3 separate regions of the Homo sapiens genome follow, and regions 2 and 3 are each linked to region 1. Evidence: read pairs that join two places in POLR2A ChIA-PET (ENCODE). Cell type or tissue: CD4-positive, alpha-beta T cell. All regions are shown on one strand.

Region 1 (8,000 bases):
AGGGTCATCTCTGCCTGCTGGGAACTTTTCATGTAGAAGGATCTCCCAGACACCATCTCTCTCCTTCCCTGTGTCTCTTTCTTTCTTATTTCATTCCCATTTAAAGTTTTTATGATCTTTTGCCTAATATTTATTTTTATTAACTTCCTTTTCATTTTCCTTGTTTGCTCTCAAGGGTGTCTCTGAAGAAGACAGAGGACTTGAGTCTGCCTGTTGTCCTCAGCACAGACACACCCCGTCCTGACTGTGCAAGAGTAGAACGGGCTGTTGGTGTTTTATCACCGGAAATTTACTGATACAATTTTCTGATCTTCAGAAAATTTGGGAAAAATAAAAAATCAAGCTAGATGCAAATGCAGAAGAATAAAGGGAAGAAGGGAGGTGTTAGGCAGAAGTCCAGAGCTTCATCCTACCAATAATTTCAGAAGGAAAGTGCTATGATTTGAATGTTGGTGTCCCTCCAAAATTCATGTTGAGCCTGAACCCCCAATGCAACAGCATTAAGAGGTGAGACCTTTAGGAGGTGATTAGGTCAGGAGGGTTCCGCCTTCAGAAATGGAATTCATGACCTTATAAAAAGGCTTGGGTGCATCTGTTTGGCCCTTCTGCCATGAGAGGACACGTAGAAGGCCCCATCTATGATGCAGAGACCTCCCACCAGACACCCGATCTGCTGGTGCAGTGATCTTGGACTTCTCAGCCTCCAGAAGTATAAGAAATAAATTCCTGCTGTTTATAAATTATCCATTCTCGGGTATGTTGTTGTAACAGCACTAATGGACTAGGACAGAAGGGTGGACCCAGGTTCCTCTTGCTGCCTTCTGCTCAGGCCGAGTCCCCCCCAGCACGGCTGGGCTGCTGCACCTGGGTCTCACCTATCACCAAAGAGAAGCTGGGCAGGGCCTCAGGGAACTTCCAGAAACGTGAGGAGAGCATTCCTTCCTTGTTCACCTCTCCTGGGGACTTCATGATGATGTATATTCTGCTGAAACTGATCACAGATCTGGTATGATTCTATTCATTTTGTTTCACCATGAATCATAGTACTTGAAACACAGAAAGTAACATAGGGTCATCCTGTTCAATCCTTCTCTTTTTGTACCCCCTGCTCCACTCTCCCCACACTAAGGAAGAGAATAAAAAATAAAATGATGGACCCATCTATGTATGGCAGAATTTTAGTTCCTCTTCTATTCTTGCCAGCCTCTCTTCATATTCCTGAGTTCACAGGCACAAGTAACTGAACCAGCACTTGGCAAATTGTGGAGACAATTAGCCATTTGTTACTTGTTTTAATGAGCCAAGTGGATAATTGTTTCTGGCTAGAGCCACTGGGGATACAATCAGTCCTCTGCGTTCCTAATTTCTGGGTTAAATCTATGCTAGCGGAGTGGTCCTATCTGAAAAAAGACTGGAATGTTGCTCTTAGGATTGATAAAATGTTCTATCCTACTGCAAAAATCATCTCGTTACACCAGACCTGAGATTTACAGTTCACTCCTCACTCCCTTTAGGCGATGACAAAGGTGTTTCTTATAAGTTCCTGCAGGATGGTTGAGAGAGAGCAGAGGACAAGGGAACCATTCTCTTCTGCATTTCCAGGGGAGAGGACAAAGCCACAGGCATCTGCATGTGCCTGCAGCCATCTGCATGGCCATCTCTGCCCTTCTCTTGGGAGATCACAGTTTTGCTTATGTACAACCACTCTGAGCTCTCACTAAACTCATCTTTTCTATCTCAGCATTGAGGCACTGCGGGCGGCTCTCATGGGAAGTCCCTGATGAGCTCTATCAGAAAGGCAGCCTGCCTCTCCAGCCTCACCCATCAGGCCTGCTCTGAAAGCAGCTCCTCTCTTGCCAAGGCGAAGGCTTGGATTTACACCAGCTGTTGTGCACTCCGATTAAGACTGTCGTTGAATCAAACCCTTGAAAGCAGCCCTGATGCCCATGGTGTAGATTGAGTTTTCGTTCATGGGTCTCTCTGTGTGGAGTCTGTAGCTAACACAGATTTAGATATGGCAGTGAGCTCAACTGGAAAGAAGTCCTAATCGCAAGCACATTGGTACTTCTGGATAAGTTTTGGCAAAAGTTATACATTTTTTTGAAGGGTTTGAGGAAGAATAAAGATACACGAAGGCCTTTGTTAAGTAGCTGGATTATTCAATTATGCACAAAAATGGAGAAAAGACTTGGTACGAGTAATTTCAAATGACTGAACTATAATAAAAGTTGGCATTGGAGGATGGAGGACCCATTCTTGAGCGTGTGCGTGTGTGTATGTGTGTGCACGTGTGCAGCAAGGCGGGGGTTGCAGGGGTACGGAAACCTGCCTCATTTGCTGGTGCAACTAACCCTGCTCTTGTGACGTCATCTTTCCCCGCCCCTCCTCTGTAACCTGAAAGTTGTAGGAAAAGAATTGTTCACCACATTGTTTGTGTATGATTAGTTATTCAGCTGTACAAACTTTTTTCTAGTGTATTCACCTCCTAGAAATAGTGGAATTAAGAGAAAAAGACAACTAACTTATTGGAGACTCCTACTACCTACCGGGTGCATCACCTCCATGCCTCATTTAAGTCTCAAGGAGACCCTGGATGTAGGTGTTAATATTCTGTTTTTAAAGATGTGAAATCTGAGGATCAGAGAGGTTAAGTTATTTGCGTAAGATCACACAGCTAGTAGTAGTAGATACAAGAATTGAATAGAGGCAGTTAGTTGCCAAATGCACAGCTCCGTCTACTCTAAAACTGTAACCTAGATGTCAGGGGGACGTTGTCAGTCTTCCACCATTCCTGCAAGTTCCCAGGGGGCTCCTCCTCGTGGTCTCTTCTGTCCTAAATGCTTCTGAGTCTGTGTGAGCTGCCTCTGTTCCATCCCTTAGACACAATGATAAAAAAGCCCAGGCACCTCACCAGTTACATAAGGTATCTACTCACACCAAGCGTTTTGTGGGGCTAGGAACTTGACTAACAGAAGGTTTAGGGGTGAGATCACGAGCTGCAGTGACTTCCTCCTCTCTCCCCCTCCCATTCTGTTCCTTCCCCAGCTCACCCAGTGGGCTCCTGCTTTCGGAACTTTTGTAGAAAGTAAAGCAACCACACTCCATGACCTCTCTCCACGCACGCTAGAGCTGGGAGCACGCCATGGATGAAACACACGGTGAGATGCAGCTCAGGCTTCTCTCCGGGGGCTTCCAAGCAGCCCCACAGAGTTGTTCCAAAATGGAGTCACTCATACTTAAATTCCATGTCACCAAACTGAAACGACGTTGTTTATCTGACATTTGAGAAATCAGAAGGGAGATCCAGTTGTAAGCTATGTGGTAAGAAAGTCCCTCTGCTTCAATCCTTGTGAGGAAGGCAGCCTGAGGTGACCTGATGCCACCCCACCTCTGGTTTGTCTTATGCTATTTCCTTGTTCCTGCTCAAGCTGCCTTACAAAAACCAACTCTTCTGCCCACGGGGCAAAGCACCTTTTCTGTTTCATAGCTGGGTACATCATGACTCATGAATCAAAAACAAAATGGCAACAAGTTTAAAGATCGAATTGGCAAAGGCCAACTTTTTTTTTTTTAATTTGTTTTTGACAGAGTAAAAATCACCTTGTCCTTGAAGAAAAGCATCAAATGAGCCATTTTGTCTAAACTGCCAAATCCGATCTCAACTACACCACTATGGCAATAAGGCACTGATCAAATTTTCCTTTCTGGACATGGCCAGTTCTAACCAGAGGGGAAGGTTCATCATTTAGGGGAGAAAAATGATACAGTATTTGGGACACAATTATACTAAAAAAAAATTATTTGTTGTTTACTTGAAATTTAAATTTAACTGGATGCCCTATATTTTATCTGGCAACCCTAAGAAGGAGGCATAAGAAAGGGATTATGGCCGAGTGTGGTGGCTCATGCCTGTAATTCTAGCATTTTGGGAGGCTGAGGCAAGAGGACTGCTTGAGGCCAGGAGTTTGAGGCTACAGTGAGTCATGATTGCACCACTGCACTCCAACCTGGGTGACAGAGTGAGATCCTGTCTCAAAAAAATAAAAAAGGAAGCTTAATTTCATGGAGCTAATTTTCATGCAGGATATGCTTAGAGATTCAGAACTTGATCGTGTTTCCAATGCACAACTGTTTTGGGAGAGAAATAGTTTCTTAAATCCTTTGAGTTCATTTTCCATGAATTAACCAAGTATTGAAAACTTGGGTGAAGAGTGTTGTGTTAATTGGAAACATTGCTATCACAATCTCCAAGTATGGTTTTTAAGTAAGCCTGGGAAATTGCAGTTTGAAAATGCCATTAGCATCAATCAAAATGAAACACGAGCGTGACACCCAGGAAATGCCCTGGGAGGGCAGAGGGGAGAGAAAGAGGGAAAAAAAAAAAAAAAAAGGCAAACTTTTCTGCCTAGAAGCTCTCTGCAGCTTCGGGCATGCCACAGAGGAGGCTTTCTTGCCTCTCCACCTGCAGGAGCCTCACCTGAGAAGACAGAGAGCAGCTGCATCAGCTCCCGATATGAAAAAGTGAAAACAAACAAGCCCTGGGAAAATAGACATCATATAAATGTTTAATGTGGCTGCATTAACTACATAAAGGCATGCTCATGCTTTGTAGACAAAATAGTTAAAGTCTAATGCATGGCAGTGATCAGCAAATTATTAAATTGTGCAAGTGCTGATGCTCCCGTTTCCAATTTCCTAATGTTCCTGATGCCATTACAGGTAAATGGTGCCGGCCCCATGTGCACAGAGGGATCTTCACTTGCTTTCTTTTTTTTTTTTTTTGGTTTCCAAAGCTAATGGTTTTTCCCATTAGCCTTATAAAAGTAATGCATGTTCATGTTTTAAAAACTTCACAAAAGCTAGCTTGAAAAATATAATCCATAATCCCCCCTGCTCCCCAGTACTCACTTCTAATTCCAGATGTATTTCTTTTCTGTCTTTTTTTCTTTTTTAGGCACAGTTTTGCTCTGTCGCCCAGGCTAGAGTGCAGTGGCATGATCTTGGCTCACTGCAATCTCTGCCGCCAGGGTTCAAGCAATTCTCCTGCCTCAGCCTCCCAAGTAGCTGGAATTATAGGCACCCACCACCACGCCTGGCTAATTTTTGTATTTTTAGTAGAGACAGGGTTTCACCTTGTTGGCCAGGCTGATCTTGAACTCCTGACCTCAGGTGATTCACCCACCTCGGCCTCCCAAGGTGCTAGGATTATAGGCGTGAGACACACTGCACCTGGCCCTTTTCTGTCTTTTTAAAAAATGTCATTTTGTATAGAGCATACACTACTGTGTTCTGAGGTTTTTTTTTTTTTTTTTTTTACATTACCAAGAATTCCTTTTTAACATAATTTTAAATAGCAGCAGCATACTGGAAATAAATTAAAGGTATGATTAGCAGAAAAATGTATAACAAATGATCCTAAATATTAGCTAGAAGTGAGCCACAAATGCACCAGCTCTCTGCTAGCTGAAGCCAAGACATCCACACCACTAGTTTACAGGATTCATAATGTTTGTAAAATAAAACACAATATGCACTTCAGGGCCATGTTTTTCAGATATTGACACCCAAGGGGGAATTTTCTCCATGAACCCTTCTTGGGAGGATCCATTTATTCTACAAATAAGCCTGCATATGAGAGATAAGAAGGACACTGATGGGATTCAAGGCACACTACCTCAAAGTACAGCATGTTAGCACATTGAGTATTTTAAGCCAAAGAACTATAGGCCTGGTGAGATGGCTCACGCCTATAATCCCAGCACTTTGGGAGGCAGAGGTGGGAGGGTCCCTTGAGGCCAGGAATTTGAGACCAGACTGGGCAACATAGCAAAACCTCGTCTCAACCAAAAGTTAAAAAAAAAAATGACCCGGGTATAGTGGCATGCACCTGTGGTCCCAGCTGCTTGGGAGGCTGAGGCAGGAGGATCACTTGAGCCCAGGAGTTCGAGGCTGCAGTGAGCCATGATTGCACCACTGCACTCCAGCCTGGGCAACAGAGTGAAACCCTGTCTCTTAAAAAAAAAATATATTGAGGTGTGGCAAGTGCAAGAAGAGCGCTCTGACCTTCCCCTGCACTCTGACCTTCCCCTGCACTCTGACCTTCCCCTGAAGCAGGCCACAAGACCCTCATGTGAGAGGTGCCCCTCTTCTGAAGACACAGGGGCACGGAGAGGAATTGAACACACAGGACTTGCTAAATTTCCCTCAGTTTACTCATCCCCTTTAACCTACCACATCCTTCCATGGCTTTCTCATCTTTTATCAAACAGCATAAAAACACACAGGTTTAACTGTTTCTTCTGGTCTTCATGTCATTTGAGGGCTCTGTGTCATGTAAAACTTATTAAATAAATTTGTTGGCTTTTTTTTTGAGACAGAGTCTCACTGTGACACCTAGCCTGGAATGCAGTGGCACGATCTTGGCTCACTGCAAACTCCACCTCCTGGGTTCAAGCTTTCCAAGTAGCTGAGACTACAGGCACAAGTCACCATGCCCAGCTCATTTTTGTATTTTTAGTAGATACGGGGTTTCACCATGTTGGCCAGGCTGGTCTCAAACTCCTGACCTCAGGTGATCCGCCTGCCTTGGCCTCCCAAAGTGCAGGGATTACAGGCATGAGCCACCACGCCCGGCTGACTTTGCTCTTATTAATCTGCATTTGGTTACAGGGGACCCAGCCAATGAACCTAAGGTGGGTAGAAGGGGAAGATGTGTTTTCTTCTTACAACACGTTCATCCAACTTTCATTCTCATAGCACACCCATTGTCAGCTGCAGGTAGCAGGTCATAAGCTCTTAAAGGGGTGGCCTTTTCTACAGATTCCAGAAGATACAAGAAAATCAGCATCATTTTTCTTAGGTTTTTTGTAAATACGTAGTATCATTCTCTACCCCTACTATTGTGATTCTAGCTTTAATGCCTAAAAAAACCCAAAAAATCAAATAATCACAAGCTCATATTATGTACAAATTTGAAAATATAAATGTGTTCATAATAGTATTGTTTATCATGGCAGAAATATAAAGTAAAAATCACCTAAGTGTTCAGCAGTAAGAGAGTTGGCTAAGTAAATTATGGAACATGCGTACAATCCTTTTGGTATGTGAAAAATTATTCAGCCACAAAAAGCAACTATGATGAAGAAAATCTATTGATGTTAATTTTAAAAAAAGAAAAAGCTGGATACCAAAGTTTACGTAACAGCGATTCTTAGATTTTACATGAAAAGGGATTGGAGCAAAATTAAAAAATAATGATAGCCAAGATGACGAGGGAGTGGGCGCCTTTCTTCCTCTGTTTTCTTAAATTTGGGGTTGTCTAAGTTGCTTTCCTTGTTGCAAGTAATCCTATTTGTTGTTGTTGGTTGGTTGGTTTATTCTCTCTGGTTACTTGTTGGTTGTCAAGTCAATGAATGAAACTTCCAGTTCCCTTAAAAGCACTGCAGCCTTCTCATGCATCCACTTCAAGCAGGCTACAAACCTGACTCAGATGTGAGGAGCTGATTGTGCCAGTTGCAAAGCACTGTTTGTTCCTGAGCAAATGATTTAGGACAGTTATTATTACTCAGAAAGTTTATTTGCACAGACCTCACTGTTGCAGCTCATAAAAACGGGCTCTTGATAATACTACATGGAAAAAGAACAAGCACAAACAGGGCAGAATTGGAAATGAGCTCTGGCCCCTGCTGGCCCAGCAAGGAGGAGGGAGGGTGGGGCCTCCCAGCCACAGGTCCCTTCATGCAGTGACTCAGAGGTGCCCTAACTAACAAAGATCTTTCCTGCCTCTTCTACTGGCTGAAAAGCATGTTGGCACCTTGCAGTGGGGCAACAGAGAATTAGAAGAAGCTGGGAAGGGTGAGGATCTTAGAAGGAGACACTAATTTGAACATAGGTCCTGGAAAGTAGAAAGTTAACCATCTAATTTAATGGATCCAAAAATGGTGCTAAGCTTGAACTGGATTTGAGGTTGTGTTTTTGTACCAGCATGTCATTCTGGTCTT
Region 2 (8,000 bases), 82 kb before region 1:
CTTAGAGCCTCACATGAGACTGTGGTCAAGCTGTTGGCCAGGGTTGCAGCCATCTCAAGGCTCAAGTGGAGCTGAGGAACCTGATTCCAAGCTCGTTCATGTGGTTTGGCAAAATCCAGTTCCTCGTGAGCAGTTGGACTGAGGGCACAGCTCCTGCTCATGTCATGTAGGCCTCACCACAGGGCTGATCACAACATGGCAGCTAACTTTCCCCAGCATGAGTGATTTGAGTGTTGGGGACCGGCGGGGGGAAGGAGAGAGAGGGGAGAGGGAGAAGAAAGAGAGCAAGCAGCCAAGATGGAAGCCATAGCCTTTTTATAACCTAACCTTAGAAGTGACCTCCCATTACTTCTGCTGCATTATATATGTTAGAAGCAAGTCCACACTCAAGGAGAGATTGTACACAGGCATGAATATCAAGGGGCTGACCGCACTGGGGAGCCTGCTATAAGACCACCTGCAACGATATTTAAACTTGACCACATGCTCAGCAATTTCTCTCCTTGCATTACTTCCTAGTATATGAATCAATAATCCTTCCAATCAAGGTCTGTGAATGGAAAATATTCTGCCTTTGTCATAATATTTTTTTTTTTTTGAGACAGAGTCTCTCTCTGTCACCCAGGCTAGAGTGCAGTGGCGCGATCTCGGCTCACTGCAACCTCTGCCTCCCAAGTTCAAGCGATTCTCCTGCCTCAGCCTCCCAAGTAGCTGGGACTACTGGTGTGCACCACCACGCCCGACTAATTTTTGTATTTTAGGTAGAGATGGGGTTTCACCATGGTGGCCAGGCTAGTCTTGAACTCTTGACCTCAAGCGATCCCCCTGCCTTGGCCTCCCAAAGTGCTGGGATTACAGGCATGAGCCACTGTGTCCAGCCATGTAATAAAACATTTTAGTTTGTCCTTACTCTTGAATGATAATGTATCTGAATGCATTTGACAGCTCTTCCTTGGCCCTTCGAGTTTCTAATTCCATTTCTCTTTGGTTTCTATTATCATTAAAGATAAATCTGCTGTTATCCATTGTTTTGGCTTCTGTGGTAGTTTTTAAAGGGTTTAAAGGCGGTTTTAAAGGTTTTTCTCTTTGTTATTATTGCTCAGCAGTTTCATGGTGATTCATTTAGGCATTTGTTTATTTTCATGTGTCCTGTTCAGGACTCTCTGATTGTCCAATTTGAGTAGGGTTGCCAGACAAATTATAGGCAGCTGAGTTAAATTTGAATTAGGTAATTATGACTCAAATATTGCATAGAACATACTTGTGTTAAAAATTATTTTGTGCTTATCTAAAATTCAAATGTGACTGGAAATTCTATATTTTTATTTGCTGAATTTGATGACTTGAAATTTGATGATTCTTGTCTTTTGTCTAATCTGGAAAATTCTCAGTTATATGTTCTTCAAATATTGCCTTGCTTGAAACCTCTGTTTCCTCCTTCTGAATTTTTATTGAATATATGTTTGTATTAGTTTTCTGGAACTGCCATAACAGAGTACCACAAACTGATTTGCTTATAGCAACAGACAGTTACTTCTCTCATTTTTGAAGGCTGAACGTCTAAACTCAAGGTGTCTGCAGGATCATGCTGCCTCTGAATCTCTAAGGAAGAATCCGAGCTTTTGGTGGTTGCCAGTGTGGGAGACCAAAATATGCTACCCCAAAATATACTTTTTTGGCATATATCGAGATAGCTATTCAGAGAAGCTGCAGACACAGAAATAGCTCTAAAAAGCTGTCCTTTTGTAAAAGAAATTTACATCTATCTACATCAGTAAACCAAATGGCAGATGCAAGCCGAAGCTTTCTCTGAGGCCTTCTTATCAGCCTAAAGACAGGTCTAGGAAAGATCATATTAGCAACCCAGACAGAGTCCAGAGATTGAAAGAGAGTGTCCCCTTTTTTTTTCAGGGCTGCCACCTGAGAGACAACCTGCCTAACAAGACAACCTTTCATTTACAATATATTAAATATTTCCTCTCCTCACCTTCCATAACCTGTTGCCAACTGCCCCCTGCCAGAAGCCCCAAGCCCCCATTTCTTTCTGTAGCTTAAAATGCTACCTAAGCTTCAACCACCTGGCCCTTCTTTGAGTCTCATATTTTGTGGAACCCCTTTGCTTTATGCATGTAATAAATTTGTGTGCCTTTTCTCCTGTTAATCTGTCTACTGTAATGTTTATTTCAGAGACTCAAATCATCACACCTTCAGAGAGTGGAAGGAGAGTTCCCTTGACCCCTATACCAGCAGTCCTTGGCATTTCTTGGCTTGCAGCTGTATTGCTCCCCTCTCTGCCTCTGTCATCACATGGCTTTCTGTTCCATATTTCTGTGTTTCTGCGTTTCTATGTGTGTCTTCACATGGCCTCCTTAGAAGGACACCAGTCATTTAGATGGGGATCCACCCCAATCCAGTATGACCTCATCTTTGCTTGATTACATCTGCAAAGACCCTGTGTGCAAAGGCCAATTTCGAGGTCCCAGGTGGACATAAATTTTGAAGGAACATTATTCAACCTCGTAAAATGTTCGACACTCTCATAAGTGGGAGTTGAACAATGAGAACACATGAACACAGAGAGGGGAACATCACACCCCGGGGCCTGTCGGGGGGTGGGGGGCAAAGGGTGGGAGAGCATTAGGACAAATACCTAATGCATGTGGGGCTTAAAACCTAGATGACAGGTTGATAGGCACAGCAAACCACAATGGCACATGTATACCTATGTAACAAACCTGCACATTCTGCACAGGTATCCTAGAACCTAAAGTAAAATTTTTTTAAAAAAAAGTTCAACATTTCACTGTTTTTTTCTTTTTGTTTTGTTTTTTTTTAATAAGAGCTTTTATGGAACCAAAAAACCAAAGGAGGATGTCATTATAAATTAAGAATAGAGGGATCTCTCCTTGTGGTGCTGCACGAGAGCGGAGTATGAGTCTGCGGTTGAGGAAGTCATGGCAGGACAAGCATTTAGAAAGTTTCTTCTACTCTTTGACAGAGTATTTGTTGAAAGGATTGCCACCACAACTGTAACCAAAGGAGGCATTATGCTTCCAGAAAAATCTCAAGGAAAAGTATTGCAAGCAAAAGGAGTAGCTGTTGGATCAGGTTCTAAAGGAAAGGGTGGAGAGATTCAACCAGTTAGCATGAGAGTTGGAGATAAATTTCTTCTCCTAGAATATGGAGGCACCAGAGTAGTTCTAGATGACAAGGATTATTTCTTATTTAGAGACGGTGACATTCTGACTGGGCACTGTGGCTCACGCCTGTCATCCCAGCACTTTGGGAGGCCAAGGTGGGCGGATCACCTGAAGTCAAGAGTTTGAGCCCAGCCTGGCCAACATGGTGAAACCCCATCTTTACTAAAAATACAAAAATTAGCCGGGCGTGGTGGTGTGTGCCTATAACCCCACTACCCGGGAGGCTGAGACAGGAGAATGGCTTGAACCCAGGAGACGGAGGTTACAGTGAGCCAAGATCATGCCATTGCACTCCAGCCTGGGCGACAGAGTGAGACTCTTTCTCAAAATAATAAATACATAAAAAAGAGATGGTGCATTCTTGGGAAGTATGTAGACTGAAATAAGTTACTATTGAAATGACATCAACTTGAAGCTGCCCATTCCACTGAAGTTCTGAAATCTTTCATCATGTAAATAATTTCCAGATCTGTCTTTTTTAATAAACTAATGATAACTAATGACAAAAAGTAGAGAGCGTAGCTAAATCTATTCAGTCCATCCTCAATTCAAACTATCCCTCGTGCTTCTAGTTGTTCCTTTTGTCAATCTGTCCTGTTTTCATTACGTGTTGTTCTTCCTTACATTTTCTATTTCTTCTTTGAAATCGCTTTCATAACTTCAAACATACTTATTTTTTAATCTTTTAAGATAATTTTGTTACCTCAATATCTTGAATTGCTACAGGGGTATTATCAACCCAGGGCCAATTCATATGTTACAAGCTTAACTTAGAGTTTCCTGCCCCACGCAAGTAATTTAAATTCAGACTTTTTTTTTTTTTTCTTTTCTGAGACCTGGGTAGCAGCACGTCGATGGGTTGGTTTTGTTTCCTCTTCATTGAAGGTGGTGAGTTTCAAAGATATCAGCTTTATATAAAGCTCTCCGTTCCAACCCTACCCCAAACTTCCTCTCCTGTCTTCATGTGGATGCTAACTTAAAACTCTTATTTCTGGGTCAGATAACTCCCTGCTCTCAGCCCTGATGACTACACCTTTGACACACACTATATTGGTATGGCTTTTAATTTTCTCTTTGTTTCTAGCATTTGAGAATCTCTGTCTTTGTTAATTCAACTATGTATTTTTAAATAAACTTCATATTTTAGCTAACACTTGTAGATATTTGTAGCTGGGGAAAACTAACTTTAGTTGATTCTACTGAGTAGACAGGACTGGAAATCCATTCTCTGGGGTTTGTTAAAACCAAAGTAACTGGCTCTCCTGGATGCTAGCTCACTGTCCAAGTTGAATTTAGTGTCAATCATCCAGAAAATGTCCCGTTTTTCATGTGCGAAGTCTGCTTATAGTTAATAGACCAGCTTAGGTTCTTCATTTAGTTCAGTGAACTCTTCAAAATGTGGTTTCAATATTGAAATAAATGCATATCATTCTAATTTTACTCTTTTCTCTCTCTGCTAGGAAACTGGAGGGAGTAAATCCTACAGACAATAGACAAATGTTTGAAATACTTAGAACATGGTTTGTTTTTCTTTTTGTTTTTGTTCTGAAATGGAGTATTGCTCTGTTGCCCAGGCTGGAGTGCAGTGGTACGATCTTGGGTCGCCACAACCTCCACCTCCCAGGTTTCAGCAATTCTCCTGCCTCAGCCTCCCGAGTAGCTGGGACTACAGACACGTGCCACCATGCCTGGCTAATTTTTTGTATTTTTAGTAGAGACAGAGTTTCACTGTGTTGGCCAAGACAGTCTTGATCTTTTGACCTCATGATCTTCCCATCTTGGCCTCCCAAAGTGCTGGGATTACAGGCATGAGCCACTGTGCCCGGCCAGTTGTTTTAATTCTAGGTTCTGGATACATGGGAAGTGGAGGAAATGCTGGACAAGAAGGCACAGTTAGATGGTAGACCCACCTCTGTCAATAACCAGGCCCAGTTTTAACTCATTGTTTTTCAATTGTAAAATAAGAGTGTTGGACAAAATACCTTATAGGCTCCTTCTAGCTCTTAGGTGATTTATAAAGGTTTGGGGTGAGGGTAAACTGGGCGGTTAAAGTCTGTGTAATCTGAAAGCCATGCAGGGGCTCTGACGGGCTTACCCCTGTCCCTGCAGCCAAGTCCTGACGTGCTACTTTCCCAGGGCTTGGTTCTTGCCTGTTTCTCTTGAGGCTGCCTTGGCATTCACCCACGCTCTTGGTTGTTATTTTTTACTCTCTGCCCCTGTGAAAATACACCTGCTCTCGTGGCTTCACTGGCCACTTTCTCAATCCTGGCTGTCTTCTTTATGTTCTTGTTCCCTGTATCCTATGGGTCTGTTTCTTTCTGACTACTCACCATGAGGGCAAGAGATTCCAAATATCTACAAAATTCCTCACATTCCTGAAGAAACCCTCCCAGTCTTTCCCTAGTGTCCTGTCTCTGAGGATACCACCTTGCTTGGTGAGAACTTTCATAGATCTAGCCTCTTCATTTACCAACTCCTACCAAGCCACTTTTCTTGTGAAATGTCCCATATGCACATTTTGTGCATTCAATAAATAGCTTTTGAGTTAGGCCAGGCACTGTATTGGACATGGATTAAACATAAAATAAAGAAAGCAGATCTCGGCCAGACACAATGGCACATGCCTGTAATCCTAGCAGGTGTATCACCTAAGGTCAGGAGTTCCAGACCAGCCTGGTCAACATGGTGAAACCCAGCCTCTACTAAAAATACAAAAAAATTAGCCAGGCATGGTGGTGGGTGACTGTAGTCTCAGCTACTCGGGAGGATGAGGCAGGAGAATTGCTTGAAACCCAGAAGGCAGGGGTTGCAGTGAGCCAAGATCGTGCCACTGCACTCCAGCCTGGGCGACAGAGCAAGACTCCGTCTCAAAAAGAAAAAAAAAAAAAAGAAAACAAATCTCTGTCTTCATGAAGGTTGAGGTAGAAAAGGAGCAGGCAAACAAGCTTATCATGGCTCACGATAAGAAAAAAAAAACAGGTGTGGTAGTGAGTAACAGGGCTGGTTATTTTTGGTCAGTTACTTAAGGGGTCTCTGCAGAGAGCTGAGGTCTAAGAGGTAAGAAGAGAGTTCCAGTTACAGGTGCATCAATAAAGCCTACACACACACACACACTCTCTCTCTCTCTCTCTCTCACACACACACACAAAGATATTTGCTGATTCATGAATTGAAATAAGCAGCAGTTGACATTGAGTCTACAGCCAAAAAAAGAAAAAAAAGTAACAGTAAGACTTTGCAACTAGCTTTGCCAAAGGTAGAGAACATTCTGATTCTAGGTGATGGATCAGACCTGGTTCTAGGAGTAGAAAAATTCTTCAAGAAGAATAAGAGCGATTGATCCATTATGGGGGATTAAATGCCCTCTTGGGAACATTAAGCACTATATGTCGTGATTTTATAATCATCCCCCAAGCTTCCATCTGTAGTTCAACCTTTGAGTGAGCTCCAGCTGAAGGGTGGTTCAGTTCTCAGGCAAATACTATGAATCATAAGAGATAAGTTCACCCTCATCCTGGTGCAAATAGTTTTCTTATGAGTTAGGATTTGAGGAGCTAGCTTTCTCAGGGCCTGCTTATCCTTGTATTTTGGGTTTGATTTGTAAATCCTGAGATTATATTTTTCAAGCGATCCCTTTGGAATGAACACTTGGGTCCCCTGGAAGCTGAAAAGCATAGCACAAAACTCAACATCACTTAACAGGCTGTTTGGTTCTCAATCCCCACCTTCACTCTCCTCCCAGTTGTGTTTACCTGAAGAACAACAGAGCCCAGGAGGAGGCGGCAGCCAAAGACCTTTCTTCCAGGATTTTTATCAGGTCCCAGAAATGTTCTAGAAACCAAGGACACCCAAATCCATGCAAGGAAGCCAATTATGCTCAAGGAAAACCAGAACAAGACAGGGACCCTGCTCTACAGGCCATTAGCAGGTCACAGCAAATATCAAGACAATAGCATGAAGTGATTCAAGAATTTCAACTGGCCTTCCCTGCAAGCCCTTAACAGGGAAACCCAATATAGGGACCACCAGAGCTCTGCCCTCTTGCTGTTGACTGCACCATGTAAGAGCTAATTAGATTCTGCTTCCTCTGTGGTTGGTGTTATCTGTAAAGAATGAGCAGAACATTGGCGCTAGTGCCATTCAATCCATTATGAGTTCCACAGTTTGGCCATGAACAATGGTGGCTGAAATGGCATGCAGATGCAAAAAGCTAGGACCTGGAGGCCGAGGCAGCCCTGTGAGACTGGGTGCTGCTGGGCCATCCCTAAGAAAGGCCATGTGGAGAACCTTTCTGAGGAAAGAAAAGCTAGAAATCCGAAGGCCATTAGGTGCCCAAGTCTTAGATAATGTGAAGGCATGAACATGGGGTTGCAGATGATGGCGCCATCAAAGTAAACTAGTCAGCCTCTTGGGTGGCGTAGTGAAGCTTTAAGACATCATGCAGCCAACAGCAGGTGCCTGAGTGCAGTGTTTACAGGAAGAAAATCCATTCACCTATTTTATTCAGACTCCAAAGACGAGTCTATGTAATTAAGAGACTGAGAATTACACTAGGGACCTCCTATAGACATGTTTGTGAGAGGCTGCCCAAAGCCAATTAGCATAATAAATCAGACGTGCAGGAACAGTGAGCTCACATGTGTACATGTTTGTCAAAGAGGATCATGGTGGTCTTTCATCTTTCAATCCTATTCAGATCTTGGGCAAGTAAAAAGTCAACTAGAATTTTTTTTCTTAAATATACGTGTACATATGCATTAGAAAGGTAAAAATAAATCCTATAAAATGTACTTTTTATTC
Region 3 (8,000 bases), 64 kb after region 1:
CGAAAAGAAAAAAAAGAAAGAAAAAGAAAATCAGAAATTAAAAAGATAAGGATACTAAACTACATGAGACCAGGCATGACAATACACCCACAAACTATAAACTATCAATAAGAAGATATTTTTTCTTGCCCATGTATTAAATAAAAATTGTTGTTGCAAGTAAAAACTTGGATACATTTATAACAATGTAAAAAATTACAAAACAAAAATCAAACCATAAAATATAAAACTTAAGCATTACTTTCTTCTCAAATCCCTGACCCGGGGAGAAGGGAGGAGATCAGGATTAAGGAGGAGAGCATTGAGGGAGTCTGCAGGTTTTTTTGTCTGAGTACTCCTAATTTTTCTACATAATTTATAACCAGAAAATTTTCAACTATTTATTTTTAAAGACAAAAAACATATAGGGAATAAAGGAGAATTGATAAATAAACCCCAAAGCTGGCTATCTGAGAGTTGGTCAGAGATATCTTGGTAAAGCTCATTGAGAAAAATTATACATGAAAATCAGAAATTAGGCTGCGTGCATGATCCCAGCACATTGGGAGGCCGAGGCAGGCAGATCACCTGAGGTCAGGAGTTCAAGACCACCCTGGCCAACATGGCGAAATCCTGTCTCTACTAAAACTACAAAAATTAGCCTGGAGAAGGGAGGGGATCAGAAAAATGCCACAAGTCATTTTTGCTATGAAGTCTCCGAACTCTAGCTAGGTTTAATGGTGCAACATCTGCATATTTGTATTTGTCTGTTTTCTTGCTGCTGATAAAGACATACCTGAGACTGGGCAATTTACAAAAGAAAGAGGTTTAATTGGACTTATAGTTCCGCATGGCTGGGGAGGCCTCACAATCATGGCAGAAGATTTCACTGGGAAATTCATTAAAGCTTTCGAGGAAAAGAGACTTTCCATATTTTATAAACTCTTCCAGATAACAAAGAAAATTATAATATCATTTTTAATGTAAATAATCTATTTTTTTAATATCAGCAACTTTGGCAAAGACAGCATGTTATTAATAAAATTGCAGACATCCTAAATAAAACACTTGAAAATAAATTCATAGATATGTTACAATATTTCAGTATGTCATTGAAGGCTTATTCCAAGAAGACAGAGTAATATTAATATAATGGTAGGAAATCTATTAATGCATACTTTAAAATACAAAATAAAAAAAAATAGATGCTGAAGAAGTATTTAATAAAGCTTAACTATCATTGTTATTTTTAAAAACCCTCTTAACTAGATATTATAGGATGACATCTTATACCAACGAGACAATATTATACTTTAAGAGAGAAAAGTTGAAAGCGGCTGGGCATGGTGGCTCTTGCCTGTAATCCCAGCACTTTAGGAGGCTGAGGCGGGTGGATCACCTAAGGTCGGGAGTTCGAGACCAGCCTGACCAACATGTAGAAACCCCGTCTCTACTAAAAATACAAAATTAGCTGGGTGTGGTGGTGTGTACCTGTAATCCCAGCTACTTGGGAGGCTGAGGCAGGAGAATTGCTTGAACCCAGGAGGCAGAGGTTGCAGTGAGCCAAGGTCACACCATTGCACTCCAGCCTGGGCAACAAGAGTGAAACTCCATCTCAAAAAGAAAGAAAGAAAAGAAAAGTTGAAAGCATTTCCAATAAATTCCGAAATACCTGCCATTTCCTATTGTCTAATGTAGCTCTAAAAGTTCGGGGCAATGAAATAAGTCCAGAAACAGCAATACAAGGTATAACTTTTTAAGTCAAGAAGACAAAATGATCTATATTTGCCTGTGATATGATATTTAATTTGTGACTCTAGGAAACTTTAATTACAAATTAAAAACTATTAAGACTAATAGAAGAACCCATTAAAAAGAGACGAGGTTTAAGTTAATGAACACAAATCAATGGTTATAAAACAGCCTAAATCGAGTTCCTCAAGGCAGGTGGCTGATCAACATGGACTAGAAAGGGCTCCTTGCTGGGCCTTCACAAAGGAGAGTGATGGTCAGAGGCTGGAAGACTGATGTTGCTGCTTCACAGTAGATATGGGCCAAGACATTATAAACTGTCATATTCTGAAAGTGTTGTGTGTTCCGAAGCCTTCTCTCTGTTGATGATTACTGTTACCCTCTGTTGGTGTCTCCATAGAGATTATTGCTTAAAAAAAAATAAGAAAGCCGACCTGCGGGTTAGTCTTAAGAAGGTGTGTCACTTGCTTCCTAGAGTCCCAGCCCCAGAGGAGTGGTTGGTGCAGCGCCATCTGGACCATGCAGCCACCACAGCGAGTTGGGGGTGACAATTTGAGTCTAAGGGAGTGATCCTGGGAGCTCAGCAGGAGAAAAGCCCAGGAGTTGTTCCTGGATATATTGCTTGCAAATCTCCAGGCAAGCTCAGCTGTTTCAGCGGATGAGTGTTTCCTGACGTGTGGGCACCTGCTGCTGGTTCTGTCCCCTTTCTCCAGTGTCCTTTAGAGTGTGCCTGGGGATAGAAGCAGTGTTATTTCTCCCTTGGCTTCAAGCAGGAAAAATATTCTCATACAGTGTTGTCTGAAAGAGTGATTTTCAAAATTGTGGGTCATGACTCGATAGAGGATAGAGAATCTGTGTAGTGGATTTTGAGAAACTTTTTAAAAAATACAACTAATGGAAGAGAAGATAAAATGCCGAAGGACTTCACACGCAGTAAGGGCATGCGCTGTTTTGTGGCATTTCGGTTTCCTGGTTTGGGAAGAAGAAGCAGATGGTCTACACCACTGGAAGGCACAACTCCATAGACAAGGGGTTCCTGGACAAAAAGTTGATAGTAGCACCAGAAAGGTAGAAGCAGAAAGCAAACACATCCCACACACCTGGAGGCACCGAGGCAAGAGCTGTTCAGGTCATGGCCTTGGTGTAATCCTTGCCTTCTCTTTTCTCTCATGCTCTACATGTAAACCATATACAAAATTTGTCAGCTTGACCTGCACTCTATATCCAGATTCCAATCACTTCTCACCATTTACTCTGCAAAGTGGCAGCTGGAATATTTATATGGTTTGGCTGTGTCCCCACCCAAATCTCATCTTGACTGTAACTCCCACAATTCCCATAAGGGGAGGTGATCGAACTATGGGGGTGGGGGGCGGTCTTTCCTGAGCTGTTCTCATGATGGTGAATGAGTCTCATGAGATCTGATGGTTTTAAAAATGGGAGTTTCCCTGCACAAATTCTCTTTCTTTGCCTGCTGCCATCCACGTAAGACGTGACTTGCTTTTCCTTGCCTTCCGCCATGATTGTGAGGCCTCCCCACCCATGTGGAACTATAAGTCCAATTAAACCTCTTTCTTTTGTAAATTGCTCACTCTCAGGTATATCTTTATCAGCAGCATGAAAACAGACTAATACAAATATGCAGATGTTGCACCATTAAACCTAGCTAGAGTTTGGAGACTTCATAGCAAGGACGACTTGTGGCATTTTTCTGGTTATTTGCCATTAAATTGTGAGCCAGTGAACTGAAAGGCAGCACACTTAAAAGAGTCATTTTATCCACTGTTCTCTTTCATTTAACTGACGATCTCCTCTTTCTCCCTGTGATGCTGTAAACCCCATGTCTTTTGTGAAACTGGCTCTGTAATCAGACCATGGCCCATCCAGCCTTGAAGCTCTCTCCTGCTTACAGATGGGGTTTTGACATTATGCCTTTGGGTTTTGTGGCACAGAGATTTCCACTTCTTCCTCATGAGCCCAAGCAAGCGTGAGCTGTCTCAGCTACTTGGAGATTGACGTCAATCTTTCCGCATGAGCCAGGGGAAGCTGCCTCATTTGTTTGCCCTGTGGCTTCTCTACTTTTCAAAAAAGGGAAATCAGTTCTTCTCTGAGTCATGTTATATTTTTTGTGACCGATAGTAAACCTCTGAGAAATATCTCTAGACGTTACACAGTTCAAATCAGTCACTTATAAAATTAAGCATTATGCTCTCTCTCCTTCTGAAAAGTCCAGACAAAGAGCATCAGATTTCAGAGAAGAATCTGCTCTTCAGAACAAGGGCTAACCTTGCATGTGCAGTTGTCAGGTAAAGATAGATCAGCCCTACTCACATGGCTGTAACCATCCACAATTTGGTTTCTCTGTGCAAGTTCCTCTGGTTAAGAAGCCTGGGATACCCAGGGAGATGCTGGGTGATGGGCTTGCACACAGTATCGTTGGCGGCTTCCTAAGATGTCAGGCTGAGCATATCCATGTTTCGATTTTGGTGTCAGCCATCAGTTGCTTTTAGGCTTACAGCAATTCTCTATTTTATGAACTCAAACAAAATTACAGAAGGAAAGCTGTCAATTACTTTTCTTTACTTTCTGAATTAGAGTGTCCATCCCTAGTCCTCCACCAGACACCACTGTAGGCAAACAAAGCATCTTACAAATGATGCATCATCAAGATGCACAGGGAATTTTTTTTTTTTAAGAACTACAGGAAAAAAATCAGTCACATGTTTAGCATTTTCCCTGGAACAAATTTATTTTGCTGTTACAGTGGTCGGTGGCCTGCGGTGTCTGTCCTTGGTATTTGGACAAGGAGATGCCTGCTCAGTGACTAAGCTGGGGTTCTCCACATCAGCAAGGCCCTCACTCAGGATTGGCCATGGATATGGACCGACCCCACTGCACCTTTAGAGTCCAACAGCTTTCCTTCGCAAGATGGCCCACTGGAGGTGAAGGTGGATTCTGTTGCCCTGGATCCCAGGAAGTTAACTTGTTCCTATGTGAGTCAAACCTTGGGTCTGATCTCAATTGTTTCCAACCATAAGCAATTGGTCTAGTGTTCGATGCAGGGCATGCTCAGAGCTGTCTGGTTATTTGTCCACACCTTGCTTGGCACATGTGTTATTTTGGAGAAAACTTCCTTTCTGCCTGAGAAGCAGGCAATGAAAGGGAGCCTCCACTGGTAGACAAGACTCTCATTCTCAGGCTTTGCTAACCTCCAAGGCAGAGTTTGTGCCTTGTTTCTCTGAACCCGAATGGCACCTATTGAGTTCCTTTTTTATAGCACCCGTTAAGTTCCTCTCAAGTTCTCTAACTCTAACCCTAACTCTAGTAGCATATATCACTTACCTTATTGTAACTGTTGCTTCCTCATTACATTGTAAGTTACTTGCAGGTGGATATTTAGTGTTAATTCATGTTGGTATCCCCAAGCTTAACATAGTAGCCACTTGTATCAGTTACCTCTTGCTGTGTAACAAATTATCCCAAACTCAGTACCTTAAGACAATGAGCACTTATTATTGTGGCTTATGTGTCAGTGGATCAGCTGAGGGTTGGCTGCTGAGCTGTACTGAACTTGACTGACCTCAGCTGGGTTCATTCGTGCATTTGGGGGATCATCTGGGGTCACTGCTCTAGCCTGGGCTTGGCTGGTAGAATTTAGCTGAGGCAGCTCTGCCCCACACAGCTCTCATCCTCCTCACAGGACCAGTGACCTAGTCTGGGCATGTCCTTCTCATGGCCATGGCAGAAGATCAAAACAGAAAAAAAAAAAAAAAAAAAAAAAAAAAAAAAAGCATTAAGGTCTCTCGAGACCTAGGTTCAAAACTAGTAGTGCTCGGTCACTGTTATCTCATTCTATTAGACGAAGCAAGTCTCACGATCAAGGCCACCCCCAAGGTGGGAAAACAGACTCTGCCTCTTTGGGGTAGCAGGTACTGTATAGTCCACATGGCAATGGATGAGCCCATTAACTTAATTGGGCACACTCCTTGACTCATACCATTAGCAAGTTCAGGCTCAGCTTGGCGCCAGTTCTTTTCTCAGTCAGAGGGGATTCAGCTGGGTGCAACGACTCACACCTGTAATGCCAGCTACTCAGAAGGCTGAGGTGGGAGGATCACTTAAGGCCAGGAGTTCAAGACCAGCCTGGGCAATGTAGTGAGACCCTGTCTCTAAAAAAGAAGGGGAGGGATTAAAGGATTCCTTCTTTGGTGCAAACCCAGCATTGATCCAAGCTTGCTTCGTGGAAGCCGTCTAGTTAATATCTGGCACCCAGCCTAGGAGGTGATTTGAAATGGGTAGGAGGGGCTCATAATATCCGGGGATGAGACTCCTGTCCTGAAACCACTCCTGCAAGCTAGGACTTGCTGAGTCCTGAGAAATAGCACTGCTGCTCCCTGCCTGGAACTTTACACATGCCCTGCTCTGAGATTCCTCTTTGTTACGCTCCTACCACCATCCAAATCACCTGCCATTCCTTGTTGGACATTTGTTACCAAAGGCTAAGCATGAAGGTCTTGTCTACCAGTGGAAGCCCCTTTCCTTGCCTGCACCTGAGTCTTTTGCCTGCTTTCATGGAAGTGTCAAGTGTGAGGTCTTGAAATTCAGGCTTTGAATGTCCAGTTTTCAGTAGTCTGTTCTGCTGTATGATAAGCAGCCAAACAGAAACAAAACAAGAATAAACTTTGCTTTTTAAAAACTGCTTTCCTAAGTTTCTTTTTGTCATATTAAGAGCCTAATGTGATGAGAGAACTTTCCACTGAGAAGACCAAACAGTAACAGATAATGTAGGTTACTTCCCTGAAATCAACCACCAAGCAAGTAGACGAGTCCTGACCAAAACCTTGGTCACCTGATGACCAGCTTAGATTCTTTTTCCTGTCCTCTGGCTCTTCTCGTGGTTAGTAAAATTCCTAACAGCGACTGACTGAGGCAGGAACATCATAGTAAGGAATGCACCATGTGTTAATGAGTGCATTTAGGAATCCTGCTGGCCCCTATCCTTTTCACATCCACATGTCTGTCCTGACTGCATGAGGCATCAGAGAGATTGTAAAAGGCGGATCACCCATGCCCTTAGAAATTGCCTATGGCAGTGGTTCTCAAAGAGTGTCCCCAGGGCATCCACATCAGCATCACCTGTTTACCTGGCCTCCACCCCACAGCTACCAAATCAGAAATTCTGGGGATAGTGTGCCCAACAGTCTATGTTTTCACAAGCCCTCCAGGGGATACTAAGGAATGTTCAAGTTTGAGAACCACTGATCTAGAGATCTAAACCATCACCAGCCTAGCAGTGATGGCTTTGGTGGTATATGGGGTGTCTGAAACAAAGTTTTCCTTAAATGCACCAAGAAACCCTTCCCATCTCTACCAGTATTGTAGTCAGACACAAGAATGCAGCATGGATTTAAGAAATTTGGAGGGTTTTTGTTGTTGCTTTAATTTGGTGGGCACAGGTTGGAAACTGTGTAGAGGGATATGGAAACACTGCAAGGATTGCCCCTCTGAGTAATGGGACAAGATAATCAAAATCAAAACCCTTTTGTGTTTTGTGACATTCCTAGTATTTCCTAGCTCTCTCTAGTTCTTTCCTAAGTGTAGGTTCTTATCTTGGTCCCTTTTAGCAATTATTCTCAGTTGTATTATTTCTGGCACAGAATATGTCTAATCCCAAAACAGAGCACATCAGTTATGCAATATTTAATGCTAAGTGACACTGGTTCATCCCATGTGTGGCACTGGGGAAGGGAGGGACTCGCCATTGTGTCGAACATGCCTGCTGGGGAGCAGGAATGTGAAGCTGATTCAGCAGAGGCAGGGCAAATACTGTTTACCCTTTCCTTAAAGAATCAGCCTGGGTCGCCTTCCAGGCAGGCCACCATGTGCTTACCTCTATGGTAGGAGTTGTCACCGAGTGTTAACAAGATAATAAGCCTTCTGAATGCCTGTTTAGCTCCCATCTGCCCTGACTCCTTGAGCAGAGGGTTCATGATTCATGCCTTTGTATTCCAGCCCCGAAGGTTTTTTGTTTGTTTTGTTTTTTTTTTTTTTTTACATTTCAGAGGATTACACAATTACATTTTCTTACTTTCTGACCTGCAAATAGATACCTTAAATGGAATTTTAAAAAAATTATCAAATTAGGTATATCCAAAATGCAACAATTACGCATATAACAATTAATTCACAAAGTGCAATTTTACTGGGACATATCCTAAGAATTGAGGAACAGCCAGTCGGGAGAAATCTGACCAAATTTAGCAATCAAC

The links. Peaks named below come from ENCODE experiments on the same cell type or tissue, not always from the same donor. Only the 100,000 strongest peaks of a DNase experiment are listed, where the experiment ranks them.
Region 2: POLR2A ChIA-PET joins it to region 1 with 22 read pairs; 13 of 35 experiments call an interaction of 5 or more read pairs at or near these places.
Region 3: POLR2A ChIA-PET joins it to region 1 with 14 read pairs; 14 of 35 experiments call an interaction of 5 or more read pairs at or near these places.

What each region holds. Positions count from the first base shown.
Region 1 is chr2:234,368,671-234,376,670 of GRCh38, reverse strand. No RefSeq gene overlaps it. Among named protein-coding and RNA genes, the nearest start is that of LINC01891, 82 kb to the left of the region's middle. RefSeq lists an enhancer at 7,935-8,000. In CD4-positive, alpha-beta T cell, no CTCF peak of the experiment used is centred here; DNase peaks (open chromatin) are centred at 3,400 and 7,740; H3K4me3 peaks cover 329 bases; H3K27ac peaks cover 1,284 bases.
Region 2 is chr2:234,450,738-234,458,737 of GRCh38, reverse strand. LINC01891 (long intergenic non-protein coding RNA 1891) reads left to right here and starts at 4,143. Exons shown (of 3, transcript NR_146988.1): 1 at 4,143-4,253. It also overlaps the pseudogene HSPE1P9. In CD4-positive, alpha-beta T cell, no CTCF peak of the experiment used is centred here; DNase peaks (open chromatin) are centred at 4,097, 5,317, 6,327 and 7,737; H3K4me3 peaks cover 4,109 bases; H3K27ac peaks cover 4,702 bases.
Region 3 is chr2:234,304,730-234,312,729 of GRCh38, reverse strand. No RefSeq gene overlaps it. Among named protein-coding and RNA genes, the nearest start is that of LINC01891, 150 kb to the left of the region's middle. RefSeq lists an enhancer at 3,548-3,687. In CD4-positive, alpha-beta T cell, no CTCF peak of the experiment used is centred here; a DNase peak (open chromatin) is centred at 3,729; H3K27ac peaks cover 1,540 bases.